Regions from separate parts of the Homo sapiens genome. Here region 2 is linked to region 1. Evidence: read pairs that join two places in POLR2A ChIA-PET (ENCODE). Cell type or tissue: B cell. All regions are shown on one strand. Region 1 overlaps RNF34 (ring finger protein 34). Region 2 overlaps CAMKK2 (calcium/calmodulin dependent protein kinase kinase 2).

Region 1 (4,000 bases):
TGGTTACCTGCACCAAGTGCGGCAAGCGCATGAGTGAGTGTCCCATCTGCCGGCAGTATGTGGTGCGAGCCGTGCACGTGTTCAAGTCCTGAAACAGGCTCCCCTCACCAGGACAGTCACCCCCAAACTTGACCCCCAACATTTCAATGCACAGAAGGGACTGGAAAGTTATGTTCAAAGGCTGAAGCTATTTTAAAACATTATTTTGACTACTAAGTGGGGACAGAAAGATCCATCCTGAGTTGTGGAAACATTGGTCCATGCCGTGAGCCTGTCTGCCTGTGGACACGTGAGCTTCCCGGGCTCAGCTGGGCTTTATCACACATCCCGTGAACACTCATTGAAGTCAGCCTGTTTGCGCCATGTGGGCATCAGCCACTGCTGTCTTGGGAGGACACTTATCCTGTTCTCTTATTTCCCCTTCATCCTATTTTTAACTTAAACTGCTCAGATGTTTGAAACTTCTGTCCTCTTTGGATGAGATCAGTGTCCACAAGTGGCCGACATGGAACATGCTGAGCAGTGGCTCCTCTGAATGTTCACTTTATTAGTCATGTATATTTTAAATGCTAACATTTGATGAATGTAAGTTTCCACATTGTTGCTGTTTCTGCATTTAAACATAATTGGGAACAACTGACATTCTCTAGTCGACTGCCAGGGCCTTAGACTCCACATGTCCATTTTTGTTCAGGTATAGCTTTTTATAGCAAGGGCTGCATCTAGCTTCTTTTATTAGAAGTGTGTGTGCTAAATTCCTTATTAATGTGTAATCAGTTTACATTGTTTTGTATAGTGAAGGTGTATTTTCAGTGCTACCCGCTAGCTGATTTTAACTTTAGGAATAAAATTAGTTTTAAAAGCTTTTGTTTACATTGTCTTGGTCAGTTCCTAAATCAAGTGACCTGGCCTAGCACCCCTCTTCAGAAGAGATGGTGGGAGCACCTTCAAAGATGTCACATGGGGGCCGGGTGCGGTGGCTCACGCCTGTAATCCTAGGACCTTGTGAGGTTGAGGCTGGAGGAATGCTTGAGCTCACAAGTTCAAGACTAGCTTGGACAACATGGCGAAACCCTGTCTTTGGAAAAAATTAGCCAGGCGTGGTAGTCCCAGCTACTCAGGAGGCTGAGGTAGGAGGATGGCTTGAGCCTTGGGTGTGGAGGTTACAGTGAGCCAAGATCACACCACTGAAATCCAACTTGGGTAACAGAGCCAGACCTTGTCTCAAAAAAAAAAAAAAAGAAAAAAAAGAAAAAAACAATGCCACATGAGCAACAGTGCTTACATTTCCTGCTTGCTTATCAGTAAGGTTAACTGCTGATGTGCTGTTTCTTGTGTCCAGGTATTGCGCTAGGTGCTGTAGTTGCCTCTGCAGTCCTCAAAGCAACTTTCTGAAATAAACATTGCTTTGCTTCTCTAACCTCTGAGAAGTTAGACTTGTCTAAAACCTCATGGTTAAAAAGTGGCTATGCAGAATTTGAACCTAGCTCTGATGCCAGAGTTGCTCTTAACCCTTCCAGTACCACATAAGAAATGAGAAACTTGGGCCAGGTGTGGTGGCTCATGCCTGTAATCCTAGCACTTTGGGAGGCTGAGGCGGGTGGATCATGAGGTCAAGAGTTCGAGACCAGCCTGGTCAACATGGTGAAACTGTCTCAACTAAAAATACGAAAATTAGCTGGGCATGGTGGCGGGTCCCTGTAATCCCAACTACTCAGGAGGCTGAGGCAGGAGAATCGCCTGAAACTGGAAGGCGGAGGTTGCAGTGAGCCAAGATCGTGCCATTGCACTCCAGGCTGGGCGACGAGCGAAACTCCGTCTCAAAAAAAAAAAAAAAAAAAGAGGAACTTGAGCTATTATGCAAAAATGTTGTGAAATCTCTTTTAGGTCCAACTTGACTTGACTCAGGATGGTTGAGTTGAGACCAACTGTCATTTCAGTGCAGCTGGGAGTGGCCACTTCTCAGAGTCTGTTATCTCCTGACTGTGCAGTGAGTAACACATATGGCCTTGGGTGCTCAGAATTTATTAGTCCATCAACAGAGCTGAAAATACCTGTGAACACCAGGAGGCAGATGCCCCTGTGCTTTGGGCAGAAAGTTTGTGTGGCTAATAGTAAAGAAAAAAATTTTCTGCTTTTGAAGATCAAAGCATGTAAATCAAGGCCTCCCACTTGTTTGTCTGCAACCACAATTGGTAGTAACTGGCTTGAGCAGGTCATGGTTTCCCTTTAGAAGCAGCATAAGTTGCCAGAGTTTTGTGGGCACTTGTGCTTTTTGTCTAAACTTTTTTTTTTTTTTTGAGACAGAGTCTCGCTCTGTTGCCCAGGCCGGAGTGCAGTGGCGTGATCTCAGCTCACTGCAAATTCCACCTCCTGGGTTCATGCCATTCTCCTGCCTCAGCCTCCCAAGTAGCTGGGACTACAGGCACCCGCCACCACGCCCGGCTAATTTTTCTGTATATTTAGTAGAGACGGGGTTTCACTGTGTTAGCCAGGATAGTCTCAATCTCCTGACCTCATGATCCACCCGCCTCTTCCTCCCAAAGTAATCTTTTGATGAGACTCTGGAAATCTTAACATTTCCTCCAAATTGGTAACTTGGTGGTGGCAAGTCTTTAAATCCAGGCCATAGAAGCTAAGCAGTAGGTGCTGGTTTTGTCTAAACTTAAATTCAAAAATTCAGATTTATACAGTCTTAGTTTAAAGCAGTTTAATGTTTACTCTTAGATTTGTGTATTAAGTTTTAGTGGCTTCTTTATAGAAAGAGTACAAAATGCTTGGTGGATTTTTTAGATAGTAGTTTGAAGTAACCCTGGTTTATTAGCCAGATAATAGAAATGTCAGACAACAGAAATGTTTAGTGTAACAGGCTTGATACTTGGAAATTGGCTTGTTTGGCAGAGGGCAAGCATTTCCCCCTGGAATTTGAATTTTTAAACTGGCATGCCTTTCTACCCCCTCCCCCCCCTTTTTTTTTTAAAGACAGAGTCTTGCTGTTGCCCACCCAGGCAGAGTACAGTGGCATGATCATAGCTCACTACAGTCTTAACTTCTGGGCTCAAGCAGCCCTCCCGCCTCAGCCTCCCCAGGAGCTGGCATATAATGCATACCACCATGCCTGGATAATTTTAAACAATTTTTTTTTTTTTTTTTTTTTTTTAGACAGAGTCTTGCTCTGTTGCCCAGGCTGAAGTTCAATGGTGCAATCTTGGCTTATCGCAACCTCCGCTTCCCAGGTTCAAGTGATTCTTCTGCCTTTTCCTCCTGAGTAGCTGGGATCACAGGTGCATACTACACTCCCAGCTAATTTTGTATTTTTAATAGAGACAGGGTTTTACCATGTTGGCCAGGCTGGTCTCAAACTCCTGACCTCGGGTGATTCGCCCGCCTCGGCCTCTCAAAGTGCTGGGGTTACAGGTATGAGCCACTGCACCCAGCCCCATGCTGCTTTAAGTAAATTTTTTAAATAGGTCATGTCATATGGATAAGTCTGCAGTGGAATACAGTGAAGTCTCTTTATCCCATCTTCACAATATGAAAGGATGTCATTTGAGGTGCCATGGTGTCTTCCTTTGTAAACATCAGATTCCCTAGAGGAAGGGACAGAGCCTCTTTTCTAGGTTACTAAGCTGTGATTTGACACAGCAAACATTCCCTTGGGTTTATGGTCCTTTCATTACTTCATCAGACATGGCGTGTAGGCTCAGAGTAGTTGCTTGTAGCATTTAGCCTCGGCTGGCCTCATCTTTGGCTCATTTTAAAAATAAAAGAGGCTGGGGACGGTGGCTCATCCCTGTAATCCCAGCACTTTAGGAGGCTGAGACCAGCAGATCACCTGAGGTCAGGAGTTCGAGACCAGCCTGGCCAACATGGTGGGTGAAACCCTATCTCTACTAAAAATACAAAAGTTAACTGGGCATGGTGGCAGGCACCTGTAGTCCCAACTACTGGGGAGGCTGAGGCAGGAGAATTGCTTGAACCTGGGAGGCAGAGGTTGCAG
Region 2 (4,000 bases), 170 kb before region 1:
ATTAGTGGAGATGTGTAGGGGAATACACTTTCCTAAAAGTGCTTTCTGCAAGAGGGTGGGATTCAGCAGGCTGGGGAGGTCGAATTGCTCATTAATTTCCTCCCATCCTCACTGCAGTTTCTCAAAGGGACGGGCCTTTGGAAAGGACCTGAGCTCTGGGAATAGGGTGTGGAGCACGGAGGCCCCATGCCGGTCTGCAGAGGGTGGATCCCATCAGCCCACGCCAATCAGAGCAAGTGCAGGCTGGCGGGTCATAGATCCCACTCCCACAGTCACAGTGCACACAATGCCCAAATCTTCCTACCCAGCCCTCAACAGCCCCCAGCAGCTCAGAGGCCCTGGGGCATAGGAGAACAGCGGTGCCAAGGAGGGTGTGGTGCTGTGGACACAAGGGTGTGGGGTCTGGCTGAGGCATGGCTGAGCCAAACAATTCCGAGCACGGGGCACAGGCTGAGCCAAGGGTACCTTGATTTCCGGCACCACGATCCTCGACTCGGGGTTCTTGTCCAGCATACGGGTGATCAGGTCCTTCAAGTCCTCAGCTATGTCGGGCCTGGGGATGGAGAGGCGTCAGGGTGGCAGACACGGGACCGCCAAGAACTCGGACAGGAGAGATGCGGGACGGCGGGAGATACTCACTGGTCTGGAAATTCCAGGGCCTGACTCTTGATCTTACTGTGTAAACACATGATCCGCTCGTCCATGAATGGGCACTGCAAAGAGGCCAGGGACAGAGTGGCAGTCAATGGCGGCCACATCTGCCCTTCGAGGGCCACCTGTGCTGTGCCACTCCACATAGGATACAGCAGAGAAATCAACAATTGCGGCCCAGGCTAGGGGGCAAGCAGTTCCCATTCTCCCCGAGAATGGCCAAGACACAGGGGTGTGGGGCCTGGCCGACGCAGGGCAGAGCCAGGAATGGCCCTCTCGAAGGGCTAGAGCCTTTCCCAAGCACACTGCAGGCTCCCTCTGTAGCTGGGCCTCAGTTTACCTACTTACACCAAAGCAAACACTGCTCGTCACCTACTTGCCAGGTGAACAACAGGAACAACAAGAATAACACAAAAGACTTTGTGTTATTTGTGGCAGCAGCAGTGATTTTCAAGGGCTTAGCCTGGATCGCGCCACGCCCTGCCCTGAGGTTTTCATTCACTGTTCCCCGTCCCTGGAATGTTCTTCTCACCAACATCTACGTGGCTTGGTCTCTCCCACCATGCAGGTGTCTGACTAAAGCTCACCTTCTCAGGGAGGACTTCCTGAAGCCCTGTCTAAAACAGACAACCCCCAATGCCGCCACCGCCCACATCACTCCTCATCGTAGCACTTATCCCTGACGTTATCGTACAGATTTGTTTATTGTTTAACCCCTCCCACGGGAACGTTAGCTCCAAGAAGGCAGGGATTTCTGGCTGTCTTGCTCACTGCGGACTCTCCGTGCCTAGGAGCGTTCCTGCACAAAGTAAGGGCTCAATAAATATCTGCTGAATTAATGGATACTTGAATTATTTCTGTCAATCCTCTCAGAAGTCATCAGAAATAATAAGTAGTATTCTCATTTTACAGAAGAGAAAAACAGAAGTTCAGAGAAATAATGTGTCCCAGGAAGTACGAAGAGGGATTTAAGCCTAGATTCAGCTGACTCTGAAGCCTATTTTTGCACCACCTTCTGGGTGACAAATCGATGCTTTCACCCAGCTGAGGGCCTGACTCAAGAGCAGCTTGGTCATGTGTGCTGGAAAAGGAATCCTTACACGGGACACTGAAAATGTTGGAGAAGGTGGCAGAGAGGTACCTGAACCACCCGTCTAAGGAAAACGATTTCATTAAGAGCAGTGACTTGAGCTCTACCTAATCACTGCCTTCTAAGGCATTTGGAAGGAAGAGTGGAGATGGTGGTAACTTACTCTGAAATACATTAAGAAACCAGATGGACTGAGGGATGGGTAAGGAATGAACAGACAAGCACAGGAAAAGGTTAATATAGTAGAATCCAGGTGGTGGGTATGTGGGTGTTCACTGGACACTTCTTCCAGCTTTGCTACATGATTGAAAAATTTTCTAATCAAATATTGAGAGGCAATCGGTATAAACTCCTTTACTTCTTCATGGGACCAGTTTCTTAGGCTTTCCTCAATAAGAACACAAGCTCAGGAAAGGGAAAAATCTACGTTTTTATTGCTCACATAATCAAACTGAACTTCAGAGTTAAAACGAGAAGGCCAGGCGTGGTGGCTCACACCTGTAATCCCAAATCCCAGCACTCTGGGAGGCCCAGGCTGGCAGATCATTTGAGGTCAGGAGTTTGAAACCAGTCTGGCCAACATGGCAAAACACTATCTCTACAAAAATACAAAAATTAGCCGGGTGTGGTGGCTGGCATCTGTAGTCCCAGCTACTCAGGAGGCTGAGGCAGGAGAATGGCTTGAACCCGGGAGGCGGAGGTTGCAGTGAGCCGAGATCGCACCACTACACTCCAGCCTGGGTGACAGAGCAAGACTCCATCTCAAAAAAAAAAAAAAAAAAAATAGAGAGAGAAGCCCCCAGATATCAATAATAACAAAATAACAACAACAGAAAAGCCCAAACAGCACTCCCTAAATCAATAATGGTAAACAGCTTTTAACTTCCATTCCAATGCTACCCCTCTGACAAAAGCTTCTAGGAATACCCTGACGGAAAGAACATCAGAGCAGTATCAGGCTCAGGAGGAACGAGCACAGTTATTGATTAGTGATGTCTGCCTTGGGCTCAGAAATGGGAGAGGTGGCAGAACTGCTGTCCTTGCCCTAAATTTATCAACTATTTATAAACTCTAGAGCCTCTGCCAATCCTTCTGTTTTAACAGATCATTTTTTCATAGATATGATCATGACATACATACACATGTATATTTAGGAAGGCATCCTTTTTCACATTGAGATCTAGGTGTAGAAATAAAATAACTCTTCTCTTATTTTATTTTTTGAGACGGAGTCTCGCTCTTGTTGCCCAGGCTGGAATACAATGGTGCAATCTCAGCTCACTGCAAGCTCCGCCTCCTGGGTTCAGGCGATTCTCCTGCTTCAGCCTCCAGAGTAGCTGGGACTATAGGCATGCGCCATCACGCCTGGCTAATTTTTTGTATTTTTAGTAAAGACGGGGTTTCACCATGTTGGCCAAGCTGGTCTCCAACTCCTAACCTCTGCCTCAGCCTCCCAAAGTGCTGGGTTTACAGGCGTGAGCCACCATGCCCAGCCTAAAATAACTCTTAAATAAGTAAGTACTGTCTCCCCGCAAGGGTGACTATTAACCCAGGGGCCACCCAGCAGTACTGAGGGGACAGACACCCCGCCCTCTTACCTGGCCAAAGACAAAGCAGTATAGTGTCACACCCATGGCCCAAACATCCAAGGCCTGCAAGAAAAAGAGCTTAGTGTGAGGGCATAAGGGGTGGTCCAGCCTCCAATCCTCCAGTTTTCCTTTGGGGAACCACCTCTTGACTTTCAGCCCTTGGAGTTGGGGCGGGACCAATCTTGTCTCCTAGGCTCTGGGGCAGGCACAGGATCCAGGCCAGGCCAATGAGAGCACCACTACCCCCAGCCACAGTGATTGGTTCAAGCATGGGCACATGACCCATGTTGGGCCAATCAGAGCCAACCCCAGGGTTTTCACAGGCACTATTCAGAATGAGGAATGCTCTTGCCACTGAGGTTGGCAAATGATAGAAAGTAACCTGGTCCCTGGGTGCCTGACCCACCTGTGGAGGAAACCAAATAAGAAAAACAACTGAAAGATGGCGGGAGATGGTTTCTGTTTGAGTCCCTGGATCTAGCCAAGCCTGAAGCCTACCCCTCAGTATCTTGATCCAGGGGATTCACTGTTTAAGCCTGTGTGCGTTGGGTTTCTGCTGCTTACAATCCAGAAGACACTAACACAGGCAGAACTCTGTGGCTGAGGCAGGCCCAAGCTTACCTTCCCAGAGAAGATCTTGCGGGTCTCAGAGAGCGACTCGGGTGCCATG

The links. ChIA-PET counts read pairs that join two places held together with the same protein. Peaks named below come from ENCODE experiments on the same cell type or tissue, not always from the same donor. Only the 100,000 strongest peaks of a DNase experiment are listed, where the experiment ranks them.
Region 2: POLR2A ChIA-PET joins it to region 1 with 6 read pairs; 3 of 35 experiments call an interaction of 5 or more read pairs at or near these places.

The regions. Positions count from the first base shown.
Region 1 is chr12:121,423,485-121,427,484 of GRCh38, forward strand. It overlaps RNF34 (ring finger protein 34), which reads left to right. Exons shown (of 6, transcript NM_025126.4): 6 at 1-864. The coding sequence ends at 92. It also overlaps a transcript of KDM2B not described here. Among named protein-coding and RNA genes, the nearest start is that of MIR7107, 19 kb to the right of the region's middle. RefSeq lists an enhancer at 2,026-2,105. In B cell, a CTCF peak has its summit at 2,033 (motif pointing right); a DNase peak (open chromatin) is centred at 1,937; H3K4me3 peaks cover 544 bases; H3K27ac peaks cover 1,613 bases.
Region 2 is chr12:121,249,322-121,253,321 of GRCh38, forward strand. It overlaps CAMKK2 (calcium/calmodulin dependent protein kinase kinase 2), which reads right to left. Exons shown (of 17, transcript NM_001270485.2): 10 at 3,952-4,000; 11 at 3,340-3,393; 12 at 640-713; 13 at 466-553. Among named protein-coding and RNA genes, the nearest start is that of P2RX4, 41 kb to the left of the region's middle. In B cell, no CTCF peak of the experiment used is centred here; no DNase peak of the experiment used is centred here.